3 separate regions of the Homo sapiens genome follow, and regions 1 and 3 are each linked to region 2. Evidence: chromatin contacts called from ENCODE Hi-C or POLR2A ChIA-PET data. All regions are on one chromosome and are shown on one strand. The core of a region is the stretch at or near the end of the contact, and the rest is flanking DNA. Distances in the headings are between cores, read along the strand shown.

Region 1 (4,390 bases), core at 1,851-4,350, 1.1 Mb after region 2:
TAAAAATGTATCTATATACATATAATGATCATGTTTTCATAGCCTAAAATCACCATACAAAATCTAATAATAAAATTGTGTCGTGTTCAGGAGTTGGGAAGCCAACACATTAAATTAACAAAGTATTTTTGGTATATGTAAATAATGGGATAGAATCTCTCGAATCAGGATTGTCCCAGAAGTTCTAAGGCAGATGTCAATGACATGCACATTGTCCATGTTCAGTAATTTTCAAAGACTAGAATAAACTATGTAAACTATTCAATACAATTCAATATTACTTAACTGCTAAAAAGTACTTCAAGATCTTGCACTGCCTTGAGTGAGTATAATCAAGTTAGTAATTGGAAAATAGCTGTAATAGCAGGCACTGAAGAATTCTGACAAATACCAAATAACTGTTTGTTTTTACCAAATAAACTGGTAAGATGATATCACAAAGGGTTTTAAGTTATTTTGCTATACAAGGTTTTTAAAAATAAACTATTGCTTCTTAGAATAACTTTAAACATACTGATTGATGTTAATCAATAAAATCAATGGAATGATTTTAGTTGAGTGTAAACTTCATCTCAAAGGTTCAAATAATCTTAAGAATCTAGTTTACATATAAGACTATATATGCTTTAACATTGATTCAAATATGATTACTAGAAATCAATAGATTTCATTTGAAAAGATAAAAAAAATTTTTTTTCCAGGTCCAAGGGAAAAGGTATGAATGAAGCCCTTTCTAATCACACACACACACACACACACACACACACACACACACAATGACAAAGAACACTGAGCTAGGAGACATAGATGTGACTTTAGGGAACTTACTTTCCCTCGAAGATCTCTTCCAGCTATCTGATTCTACGTTAAAGCATTTCCTCTGAACTGTACAAACTGGCCTCACATTTTCGAGTTTCTACACAGTACCTGGCAAAGTTTGCCTGTTGGCTTTTACACCAAAATACTAAAATATCAAATGAATCACATAAACCCTGTCCTACAACTCTGTATGCCAACTAGTTTTCCCCAGATAGTAATTTTTTAAAAATTCATTCCACAAATCATCAAGAGCTTCCTACGTTCAAGGCAGAGTGCCAGACCAAACCTGGAACATCATGGTTGTCACTGCCCCTGGGAACAAATTACTATCCGAAAAAGTGAATTCAGTTGACTGCTTCAGGCCCAACCTGGTTCAGGGTCGTGATTCCCAAATTTGAGGGAATATGGGACTCTCCAGTGGAGTTTGTTAAAACACAGCTTCGAGGATCTCATCCCAGCCTTACTGTGTCTGAATCTCTGTTTGGTGTCTCCTAATCTACCTGCATATTTAACAAGCATGTTCTCCCTCACGCCTCCACGTCTCTGCAGGTAATTTGTGGGCCTCACTCTCCATTCCAGCCCACTCTCCCCGACCAAAGAAAAGAAAACCACTGTACTGTAGTGGCGAAAGCCCTGGACTCAAGATTCAGGAGTCACTTGCAGCTGCCTGATCTTTGTTACTTCACATTGCTAGGTCTCTCAATCTCTTCCTCTAATAGGGGTTTAATAGGAGTCTCCATAGGGATCCCTTCCACTCTCAGACTTGAAGAACCTCACATGGCAACTCAGTGTCGTGAAGGAGGTGGGAAGAGTTTGCAAGGATGTTTCACTCTGCAGTCAACATCCCTCCCCGCGGCAAGACAGTCTAGCAGCCCCCCAAGAGCAAGGGGGGTAATTCCCTTATCTGGTCCCCTCATTCACAAAGGGAGGAAAAGCTAGGCGAGGTTGGAATTGGGTGACGGGCGAGGAGGAGATGCCAAAAGCACCTTGCAAGAGTTTTGGCAAGAAGCAGGAGGGATCCCTGGAAAGCCGGAATCACTCCTCGTCGTCGTCGTCCTGGTCCTGGTAGCGAATGTAGACGACCAGCATGACAAAGCCGGTGAGGATGCAGAGGGAGCCGACGACCAGGTAGGCGATGCCCAGGAAGGGGTTCTTGCCACCCATCCACGAGATGCTGCTGAAGATGAGGAGCTTGTGGCCGCCGAACGCGCGCACCGGGTAGTTGTAGGTGATGTTGACGCGGTAGGCGCCCCGCGGCAGCCCGGCCGAGTAGTTGCCCTGGCGGATGCGCGCGTACAGTTTGCGGAACGTGGGCAGCGCCGCCGTGCGCATCCACACCACGAAGTCCTGATTGATGAAGCCGGTGTTGTTGGGGTCGGGGCTGAGCTCGTAGACTGGCCGGCGCCAGTTGGGCGGGGGCGCCGTGCCCTGGAAGGCCAACGCCAGGCTGCCGTTGACCAGCGGCGGGTTGCGGAACTTGACGTGGTAGTCGGTCCACCAGGCGATGCCGGAGCGGTCGAGCGGCACCTCGACGTAGGGCCCGCCGGGCTGGCGCTGGTGCCAAAGCGAGAAGGAGTCGTTGAAGAGGCTGTTGGCGATGGCGCCGCAGGGCGCGATGGGCAGGCCGGCCGCGCTGCGCTGGTAGGGGGCGCACTCGTTGACAGGGTGGCGCAGCGCGCTGGGGAGTCCGCTCAGCTGCGCGTCGTCGCGGGACACGCCGTAGCGCCGGTTGTTCTGGTAGAAGTTGGTCAGCTCGTAGTAGAGGTACACTGGGCCCTGGAAGAGCTCGGGCAGCGAGAAGTACCAGGCGCACGAGCAGGGGGGCGGCAGCGCCCGGCCCTGGCCAGCCGCGGCGCACACCGAGCAGTTACCGGTGCCCGGGTCGCCTGTATAGTCGTACTCCAGCTCCTTGATGCCGTTGGAGGAGTAGTAGAGGCCCAGGCCCAGGCCGATGAAGGCCAGGCCCGCGCAGAAGAAGAGCGGCAGCGCGATGCTGGCCGACAGCAGCGGCTGCCAGGCGGGGAGGCGCTGCTGAGTGAAGGCGGTGTTGTCGGGCTGGTGGGCGCCCCGGGCCGTGGCGCTCCAGGTCATGGCGGCCGCGCGGGGACCGACGCGCGGGCTGACCGAGTGGGGGCCCCGCCGCGGGGCGCCTCCCTCTCCGCGCCGCGCAAGCCCGGGGACTGCTCGCGGGTCGGGTTTCCCGCCAGCTCAGGTGGGTTTTTGCCCGGGCCCCTCCTCTGCCTCCGTCACAGGTGAGTTTAGTTCCAGGCCCTACGAGCAGTGCCCACACCCTCCCAGTTCCGCCTCCGCCCAGGTGCGCTGCACCCCCGCGGGTCACCGGGAGCCGCACCTCGCCCGCCCCTTCCGAGGTGAGCAGGTGGGTGTTTTTTACCTCACCTGGTAGACTCAGTCTCGCGTTTCCTCTCAGTCCAGGTCATCGGACTCCACCTCCTCTCCTAGGTGAGTGGCGGCCCCGGGCTGCCTCTGAGTGGCTCCTACCTGGCTCAGGTACCACCTTCTCTTCCGCCTTCCAAGTGACTAGAGTTCCTGGGCCAGTCTCCCGAAATCAAAAGGCGCTCCGGCCTCCAGCAGAAATTTTTGCTGAGGGCTTGCACCGTGGTCCTGGAGGCTTGAAGATTTCAGATCCTTAATCCTCTGTTATTTGCGGGGAAAAGGTGGCTCTAGACCATTTTGTCTTTTAGGTTAGCTTCACAAACCGCTTTCGCCCAGCTTTCAGTCTCAAGTTGGGAGTGTCCAGGGAATTACGTTATGATAAATCTGTTTCGAATTCAACGCCTGCGTTCAAATTTTAGCTTTTTTTTTTTTTTTTTTTTTTTTTTTTTTTAAGGGAAAATGATTTTCTGGCCAGATCACCCAGTCTGGCTGTATAACTAGGAAATGTGGAAAGTTCTCTAAAAATAAAATCATCCTTAAAAAGAATCAAAGGCTGGAGAGGTTCAGAGCCTTTAAATAACTCTTAGCTGGTGTGGAGAAACCAAGAAAGGAAAAAATGTGCTGGACTACATGTGATTTCGTTTTCTTTTCAGATTATTTGCCTGACTAGAGAAAGGCCCAATCCAAGGTCCCAGGAGACCTAGCTGCTATCCACAAAAACATCTGGAGTGTCTGGCCTAAGGAAGTAAACTACAAGGATTTATAGGATTTATTATAAAAAGAACTCAAATTAGCTCCCTATGTTGCCTGGGATTCTGGCTTTTTTTTTTTTTTTTTTAAATCTAGGTTGGTAAAACATATACAAGGGGGTATTGGGACGTTCTGATTTCTTACTAAATCTAAATCTTCCCTAGGTATTGTGTTCTTGCTTCTCCTCCAGCTTGTAAAATGCAAGTAATACAAATGTTTTCTCTATTACACTACACCTAGCATAATATATTATATTCAGGAGTCATTCAAAACCCATTGAACTTGGAAAGTTAAAATCCTTATTAAATTTAACAGAGGAATGTTGTTAGCATCTTCCAAGTGTTCAGTCCTATGCTAATTAGACAAAAAAGGACCTTTGACCTCAAGGCATTTGCAGTTTGATAGGGGACATATTAGGAGTAAGAAA
Region 2 (4,617 bases), core at 155-2,654:
TAGCTGTTTCTTTATGGCTTCTCCTTTATTTTTAAGTGAAGTCTTTCCTTTCCTTGATAGCTGATTATAGTTATCTTTATACTCTATCCTTACTTTTCATCCTTTCATATTTTTATTTTGTTTTTACATTTAACCTTTATCCGCCTGTAACTTAGTTTGGTATAAATTATAAAAAACAGATTTGATGACTTTTCCAAATGTCTCACCATTTGTCTTACTACTATTTATTGGGTGGCTCAATTTTTCTTCCCAAATTTCAAATGTCAATCTTGCTAGTACTAAATTCATGTGTGTGTTTGGGGTTGCTTTTAGAGGTTTCTATTCTGTTCCATTGTTCTGTTTACTGTTACTACAGTCTCATTTTATTTCACTGATTGTACTGATAGGTGGTATAAAAGATAGTAATGCCTGGAAATGCAAGTCTTCATTTTATCATTGTTCTTTTTAAGTTTTCCTGACTATTCTCACTGGTATGTTTAACATATTTTTTGCTGACTTGAGCATCCAACAAAATATATATGTAGCTGTGACCTATACTTTCATTTCATCAACTGCTAATTGCACAAGGGACATCTATCGGGTGTTTACTTTGTGCCAGGCTCTGTTCTAAATGTTTTATATGCATCAACTCATTCAATGCTAGCAGCAACCCTGTAAGATCGATACCTTTATTGCTCATGTTTTATGAAAGAGGAAACGCAAGCATGGAGAGGCAAGGTTAATTTGCCCAAGGTCACACAGCTGGCGTGTGGCTAAACTAGCCGTTGCATGTAAATAAGACTGCCTGCCCACTCAACCCAGGCAATCTGATTTCAGAGCTCACTGCCTCTCAAACAGTATGGCAGGGGTTAATACTATCTTGATTCTTTGCTTTAAACTGGAGATACTGTAATTTAATAATCGTTTGATATGCCAAAATGACTACAAACACTGTTCAAATCAGCGTTTTACACACATTCTATAGCAATGTAATACTTTTCCTCTTTAAAGTATTGAAGGATGAAATTTTCTTCAAATTATACAATACTACTTAAAGTGTTAAATTCCAATAAAGGAGAAAAAAAAGGCAGCAAACTATTGCCAGAAGAGCCCTGGATTGAGCAACAGGGAAACAAAAGTTCTAGTCCTTGTTGTGTTGCTAATTAGCTTCCTGCCTCCACCCCCACACGGACACATACACCCACCCAAAATATTGTCCTTATTAGTCTGTAACCCTGGCTAAATTACAATATTACAGATTCATTCCTTCAGGTTAACTCTCTTTCTGAGATGTGACTAGCCCTGGTGACGTACTACTTGTCAGAGTATTGATTATTTGCCCTGTTTTGAGATTTTAATTCCTCTTAATCAGGAACATTGCCCTGACAAGATAGGAGTTGTCATGGTTCAACAGGGAGCCAGGAATAGAAAGCAATGTTATTCTGGAGGCTGAAAGGCTGTGAGAGGTATGTGTGGTGAGGGACCACAGCTGACAGAAACAGGCTATGGGGAGTAGCTTGGGTATCTCAGGTGACAGAGAGTGGTGAGAGGGGAAGCTGAGAGGAGGAAGATGGTCCTGTGGAGGGAATGTGGGTAGAGCCTCCTCTACTTGAAGTTTTCCCAGCGCTGGTGCTGGGCGCAGCCAAGGATTCTAAAAGAAGGCCTTCCTCTGGGGATCAGGAAGGGAGAGGGAATATGAAAAGAGTCTGCCCTCTTGACATTGACCCAGAGTCTCCACGAGTCATTGGAAAAGATGCATGAGAAGCTGCATCTAAGGGCATGCAAACATATACACACAACACCATAAAAGGAGAAAGCTTTTTAGGCTTTCTTCAACTCATCAGGCTTGTGAATTTCTTTAATAAAAATCTCGGAACATCATGGCTCTACCAAACCTTTGCCTATTCGTCATTGCCACAGTGATACTGACTTTTGAATTCCAGTACCAGGGGAAAAAGATGTGTGTGTGGTGGGGGGAGGAGGGAAATAGTATCACCTTTTATGTAAATTCTTACTTGCTCATACAAATACTTTCTTTTTTTTTGTTTTATGGGGGTGTGGGTGGAAAAGTTTCAGTGTTTTTGCTGATTATAGAAGCAGTGAATGCTTACTCTAAAAAAAAAAATCAATGACACAAAGAAGAGAAATTCTGTCACCCTACCACATTGTAGTGTGTCTCTTCCAGATTTTTTTTCAAATTGGATCACACTGTTCTGCAATTGGCATTTTAACTTAACATATACAATAACTGTAGCATTCCATCTCATCTATTACTGTCCATAGTATTCCATTATATGTATGTACCATAATTTATTCAACAAACCAAGCTGATAAACATTTAGGTCATGATAATTTTTTATTATATATCATCCTTGTATTAATTGTTCCCAATGTATCATAATTTCCTAAGGGAAGAGGAACTAAATGACACATGTATAAAATTTTACTATACATTTTCCTATTTCTACAGTTTGTTTATATCTTTTTTCATGTCTTTTGCTGGTATCCAGCTCTTTTGTAGAAACCTCTTAAATTTGTCCTTTGTTCTTTGTTCCACTTCACAATTGGTAGAACACGGGTCAATAGGGAGCTCAAAGGTTCTCAAATTTGGGGCATCGTGTAATCTTTAGATCTTAAAGAAATCTTTCTAGGAGTAGCAGACATCAAGCTACTGGCAAATGAAAATTCTATGTGAAAAGACTACCTCAACAAAGGAGTGAAGTTCTATGTCCTCGGTGTTCTGTCATATAATTACATTTTCATTATGATTGTTCTGGTAAAAATGAGTCAGGGAGAAAAGTGTACCGTTTTAGGCTTGATTACCTAGGATCACATGAGAGTACCTGGGAAGGAGTTGCTGAGACCAATGACTACCCTTTGAACCAAACAATATATATGAAGATCAAAGTTTGGGTGTAATCTCTTCCGGGGCCACTTGGCTGCATTTTTCTTCCTCAGCACATATTGTTCCCTGCCAGAATTAATACATGAGAGCTGAGATTATAAGAAGCCCAACCAAGACCACGTGCATGACATCAGGGCAGATCTATTGGCACCAGTCAAAGAGCAGAGCACAACGTCCGAGCAGATTAGAACACATTACACTTAGTTCGTAGACTGCAGGCTGCACTGAGAATCGGGCCATAGTGACTATTGGAAGATCAATAGGAGAAGAAATAAAAAGAAAGAAAGAAATAGAAAATGTGCCGAGTCAGGGCAGGAGGGTCTTTCAAATCTCCCAAACTGGGGTCATGGTCATCCATGACAAGGTTGGGGTGTCGCTGCTGAAGAAAGCACAAATTCAACTGATGGGAACTCAATAAAATACGTGCCCAGCATCGACTGAGTCTTTTCTCTTCCTCAGCTGACCTTGTGCTTATATTCTGTGGACTTTCCACAGAATTCCTGTCAGGGACTTTCTTAAACCTCCTCCAACCCCCATTGACGCTCCAAATCTGCGCATCTTTGTGTTCTTGTTCTCTCTCTCTCTCTCCCCTTCCCCTGTTTCTCTTTTCTCTTGCTTCTTCCCTTTCCTTCCTTCATTCCCCTCATCCCAGTTGCTGGAAATCCATTGGCAAATGAGACCTATATTACTTCTTTCTTTGAATGTCTTCTCTGTTGCCTACAAACTCTCTGAAGTATTTCTTCCTTCAACTATTTTCTAATTAAAACTGTCTTAGTATCTACTCACCTTATCACTCTTGTTTCTCAGTGAGGTTTCAAAGATTAGAAAGTGGCTAGAGTGTATGTGTATGAGTGTGTGTGTGAGAGAGAGAGAGAATGAATTCGTGTGTGCATAGGAACCATTGGCTTTACGCAATATAGATGGGAACTTCCCTATGACTTGAAATGGGACCTTAGGCTCTAGGGCAGGGTTTCTCAACCCTAGCTGCTCATTAGAATCACTAGAGCAGTTTTTAAAAATCCCCATGCTCAGACAGAATCCCACACCAATTAAATCAGAATCTCTGGGTGTGGGACCTGGAATCATTCCTTTTTAACAGCTCCATAGCAATTCCAAGGTGCAGGCAAGTTGAAACCCTCTTCTCTAGGAGAAGTTAATGTATTAGTTAACCTGCTAGAATTAATGACCTCTCACTCATTGTTATCATTATCAGGTGGGAGCCTTGATGGTTTATGCCAAAGCCCCCACCAATAGAAATGTGGCAAAATTCTGACACTGCTGGATCTGAACCAGTGGCTTTCTCAGCCCCAGGTAAAGCATCTTGCCAGCGTAAACCTAATTCTGTTAGATAACTGGATTTTACCGCCGGTGCTGTGAACAGCTCATTCCCTGCTAAAGTGGAAAAGGTCTCGTGTCACAGAAGTTACATGGAACCCTTGGGCTATCAGGGCTCTCCACTGTCCAGATTCTTGTGTCACACTTGTGTGTGTGCACACATGTGTGTGTGTGCTTGCGTGTATGTGTGTGTGTGTGTTTTCATGTCCTTTCTTTTCAAAGTGGTTATTACCAAATTTGACCCAAAAAAGAAAGAGGTGATGGAGTGTGGCCATATAGTCTTGTCTGTTTCTATTTGCCTTAATAATTTTTTGACGGCATCATGTCACTTAATAGGCACTTATTTTCTAAGCTATATAGATATTATCTTGCTCAATTTCAACACTTCTATGAGATAA
Region 3 (4,731 bases), core at 1,505-4,004, 1.5 Mb after region 2:
ATTTCCAAATTAAAATATTGTAATTGTTCCCATTAAGTTTATCTTGGCAGATTTTTTTTTTTTTTTTTGAGACAAGATCTTGATCTGTCACCCAGGATGGAGTGCAGTGGTGGCACAGTCATGGGTCATTGCAGACTCAATATCCTGGGCTCAAGTGATTCTCCCACCTCAGCCTTGTGAGTAACCGGGACTACAGGCACGTGCCACCATACCTAGCTATTTTTTTTGTTTGTTTGTTTGTTTTAGAGACAAGGTCTCATTATATTGCCCAAGCTGGTCTTGAACTCCTAGGCTCAAGTGATCCTCCTGCCTTACCCTTCCAACGTGCTGGGATTATAGGTGTGAGCCGCCATGTATCCTGACAAATCTTTCTTTTTACTACTCCTTTAAGTGGGACCTGTAGTTGACCCAATACTCTGAACCGAATATATTCACCTGAGAGAGAAAAAAAAAAAAAACTCTGCCACAAATAAAGCAAAACTGTAACAAGAAGCCTTGGTCACATTTGTTGAAGACTAGCATACTGCTGGCTAGTCTGTCCAGATATCTGAGAATGGATTAAATGGCTTTCTGCTGTTCTTTTTAGGATCAAGATGCTATGAAAAGCTTTAGTATTTGATACATTTCAAGGGAGAAAAGGCTGAGTTTACTTATTTTGAAATGCTATGTGTCTTTGTACTTAGGTGAATACATGTGAGTATATTTTAAATTAAATTCCTTTCAACTATTTCAACTATTTTTACAGACATCATTTACTGAGAGGACAAATGGGTAATATAATAAAAATTGCCATGGGTGGAGGTGAAATGTTGTAACTTACAAGCAGTAATTTATCTTCCTGCTGGCATGTCAGGATATGGTGATGACTACACTTGTTGTTCAAATTATTTCCTAGTAACAACCTCAAAGGAAACCATGTTGAGTCTGAAACCATCTTGCATTTGAAAGCCTGTGTGGCCTTCTTACAGATCACATTTTCAAAGAGGTCAGAAGTCAATGTATATGTAGAATTTCAGACACTGTACCATCTTCCACAGGGATTACACTCAGAGGCCTAAACATGTCACAGGAAAAGTTGTTAGACTGTTTAAAGAAAATCAACAACCAGGCACAGTGGCTCATGCCTGTAATCCCAGCACTTTGAGAGGCCAAGGCAGGCGGATCACTTGAGGTCAGACATTCGACACTAGCCTGGCCAACATGGTGAAACCCCGTCTCTACTAAAAATCCAAAAATAAGCCGGGCATGGTGGTGGCGCATGCCTGTAATCCCAGTTACTCAGGAGGCTGAGGCAGGAGAATCGCTTGAACCCGGGAGGCGGAGGTTGCAGTGAGCTGAGATCGTGCCACTGCACTCTGGCCTGGATGACAATGAGACTCTGTCTCAAAAAAAAGAAAAAAAAAGAAAAGAAAATCAACTGGAAGAGGGTAAAAGGAAGCAAAATCTCTCTGCAACATTGGGGAGTGAATTTGCACAAAGGACGTTCCAAAACATCCATGAAGTTGACTGGAAAAAAAAATAGAAATACAAATGTAAAGTTTAAAGGAGCCCATGAACCTAAGGAAACAGATACTGGGGATTTTTGAGCTGAATACAAAACCTCTGAGAAGCAAAAGAAAAAATATGTTTGCCAAGAGGCGTCCTTTCCATATCTAAAGCAAAACCCACAAATACCCATGAGTAATATCATGCAGGTTATGAAGTTCCTATGCAAAACCAGCAACATTTTCATAAACCAGAATTGTTGGAACAGTTGCAGATATTCATTTAAAAAAATCTGACTGTATAACAGCTCTGAAACGCAAAGCTAGGCCACAAAAGTACATTTCACCACATATGTCAATTTTCTTGAACCCTCTCACTATCAGAGTTGCCCAGGTTTTAAAGTTCCAAAGTTAGTAAAGAGACTGTGAATCAGACACTAAAATATGTTCTTCTACTTTGTACTGTAGCAATGCCATATTTAAGAAAAATATGAAAATGAAACCAAAAAGCAAACAAGATTGTGGAATTCCCTGACATTGTATTATATTTTACCAGCAGCCTCTGTATTACACACTGGAATAGCTTAAATGTGTCTTTTTCAATTAATTTCCCTTTTTTTCCAGAAGAATAAAGAAGTACATTTATTACAGTAAATAAAGTTGGCATTGCTCATATTAAACAAACAGGATGTCTGAACTGTATGCATTAAAAGATTTCAGAATGACAAGGCAAGCAAATTACACATATTAGTGCTTATGCTTTCAGAAAGAATGGAATGCTCGGAAAGTACTAAATCACACGTAGGTACTAGAACAAGAAAAAAATGACAAGGGTGTAATTGGTGGTGAGGGTGGGAACTTTTTCTCGCTTAAAATACATTGGGCTCATTTGTGTCTGCAATGCATCAGTTCCCAGTGCAAGAAAAAAAAGCCACGAATATGGACAGACTCAAAGTCTTCTCCAAATGGAAGATCCAAATCAGAACCTTTGAGGAGGTTTGCCTCAGCACCTTCTGTAGAAGTGGTTGGCAGACACACAACTAGACACAAGGTAACATGGTAGAGCAGTGTTGAGAAGAGGATCCGCAGTGGTCTCCACTGCCCTGGCGGTGACCTTCTCCTCTGACTGTTCTGTATGTAACGGGACTGGCTTGTGCAGGCTGTTCAGCAAACCATAGGTCTGGTTTGCTATCCCCTGATCTTGTAGGTCATGTGATTGGACAAGCTCATTTGCCCTTGGGTGGATGGTGTTCAGTGACCCATCTTGCTGAGTCATGCTAAACCTGTTGAGCATGCAGCCTTAGTGCTTTAATGAAAGTGCCCTTCGTTGCATTTAGAAACAGTGACCCACCCTCTCCCTTCTTTGCTCTGTGTCTAAGTGTCATTGACACAGGACAGGGTTCCACACAGGATGTGATTCATATGAGCCAATCTTGAGTAGGTTTCTTGTGGTTTTTAGTTTTGTTTTAGTCAAAAGAAGGGAAACTTAACCATTTCCAATAGGTTTGATGAAGGTAAAAGCATTTCCCTCATTTTTCTGTCCATGCAAAAGAGCATACTGGGAGACCACAAAAGCCAAGGCGATTTGTGGGCCTATTCCCCCATTTCTCCCACCAGGTGTGGGAAAGAAGCAGAAATTTATGGCTTTGAATGGATTCTACAGATGCCAGAGTATAAGAAATTTCTAATCATTAAAAAGACCTCAAACGTGGCCAGGCGTGGTGGCTCACACCTGTAATTCCAGTATTTTGGGAGGCTGAGGTGGGCGGATCACCTGAGGTTGGGAGTTCGAAACCAGCCTGACCAACATGGAGAAACCCTGTCTCCCTTAAAAATGCAAAATTAGCTGGGCGTGGTGGCGGGCGTCTGTAATCCCAGCTACTCCGGAGGATGAGGCAGGAGAATCGCTTGAACCCAGGAGGTGAAGGTTGCGGTGAGCCGAGATCATGCCATTGCACTCTAGCCTGGGCAAGAAGAGCAAAACTCTGTCTGAAAAAAAAAAAAAACCCACAAACTTGTAAGGACCTTTAGAGTTGACCGAACACTTTCACATTAGTAATTTCATTTGTGCCATACAGCTTGCCCATGAGATAAGTCAGGGTTGGCCTCCTCTTTATGTGAGTTGATATTTTTAAAAATTAGAATGTACCGTAATACGCGTCCTGTATAAGTGATGTTCATTGTACAAGTAATTTTCATTGTTCCCCACTAGTGTAGATAAGGAATGTCCATAGGAAATTTTGTAACAGAGGCCATCCTCCAGCCCCCACAAATACATGCCTCACCCTACCCCAGTATATATGGAAGAATATGTTCAAGAGAAAGTGGCTGTTCACACCTTATTTTAATTTTTCTGAAACAGGAAGCAGGCAGAACAGCGGGGAAAAGGGAAGCTAACTCCTTCTTCCCCTTTCATTTTCTCTGGGGCTATGATGCAAAGCAATGCTACAGAATATTTTAACCCCAGCCAATCACCATAAGAGAACACATAATTAAAAGCATCAGAGGTAAGAGTTAAAGAAAATGATTTTCTAAGCTGTTTGCTTGTTTTGAAATAGAGACAGAGTCTCAGTATGTTGCCCAGGCTGGTCTCTAACTCTTGACCTCAAGCAGTTCTTCCACCTTGGCCTCCCAAAGTACTGGGATTACAGGCCTGAGGCAACACATCTGGCCCTAAGCTATTTTTTAAAAGACAATGTTTAACACATGATATGAACATATGTGTGTGGTAAGTAAAGTAGAATGAGATTTCTTTATTTTTTCTTTTTCTTTTCTTTTTTTTTCTGAGACAGCGTCCCACTCTGTCAGCCTGTCACTCAGGCTGGAGTGCAGTGGTACGATCATGGCTCACTGCAACCTCAGACTTCTGGACTCAAGTGATCCTCGTGCCTCAGCCTCCCAAGTAGCTGGGAATATAGGCACCCACCACTATATCCAGTTAATTTTTTTTATTTTTGCTTTTTAGAGAGGAGTCTTACTATGTTGCCCAGGCTGGTCTTGAACTCCTGGCTTCAAGCTGTCCTCCCGCCTCAAACTTTCAATGCGCTAGAATTACAAGCATGAACCACCTTGCTTGGCCGAGATTTCTTTAAATTATTTGCTCTTTGTTTCAGAGTTTTTAAAAGATTACTCCTTATGTATTTTGATGACAAAACTCCCCCTCAGGTTTTGGGCAATTTGTCTCACAGAAAAATCCCCTTTTCTTTCTTTCAATGACGTATCATCACTTGAATTCTATAAATGCTAT

What was found. A loop is a pair of places that touch in the nucleus more often than their neighbours do. ChIA-PET counts read pairs that join two places held with the same protein, here RNA polymerase II (POLR2A). Pooled maps may share reads with other maps.
Region 1: a loop to region 2 is called in a map with no recorded cell type, with 2.2 times the contacts of the local background. The contact joins the promoter of TMEM30B here to the enhancer-like site in region 2. A Hi-C loop is called at or near these places in 1 of 37 single-sample maps with no recorded cell type. POLR2A ChIA-PET finds 5 or more read pairs at or near these places in 1 of 52 experiments (PC-9).
Region 3: a map with no recorded cell type shows a loop between it and region 2 (11-fold over the local background). The contact joins two enhancer-like sites. A Hi-C loop is called at or near these places in 4 of 37 single-sample maps with no recorded cell type and 3 of 50 pooled maps.

Annotation. Positions count from the first base shown.
Region 1 is chr14:61,278,238-61,282,627 of GRCh38, forward strand. It overlaps TMEM30B (transmembrane protein 30B), which reads right to left and starts at 3,101. Exons shown (of 1, transcript NM_001017970.3): 1 at 1-3,101. The coding sequence starts at 2,910. The coding sequence ends at 1,855. It also overlaps a transcript of PRKCH not described here. RefSeq lists an enhancer at 1,563-2,526.
Region 2 is chr14:60,203,561-60,208,177 of GRCh38, forward strand. No RefSeq gene overlaps it. Among named protein-coding and RNA genes, the nearest start is that of DHRS7, 40 kb to the left of the region's middle. RefSeq lists an enhancer at 4,093-4,162. Within about 2 kb of position 1,405, at least 2 of the 41 ENCODE cell types and tissues checked have a DNase peak (open chromatin) inside an H3K27ac peak, as active enhancers do.
Region 3 is chr14:61,659,922-61,664,652 of GRCh38, forward strand. No RefSeq gene overlaps it. Among named protein-coding and RNA genes, the nearest start is that of HIF1A, 33 kb to the right of the region's middle. Within about 2 kb of position 2,755, at least 18 of the 41 ENCODE cell types and tissues checked have a DNase peak (open chromatin) inside an H3K27ac peak, as active enhancers do.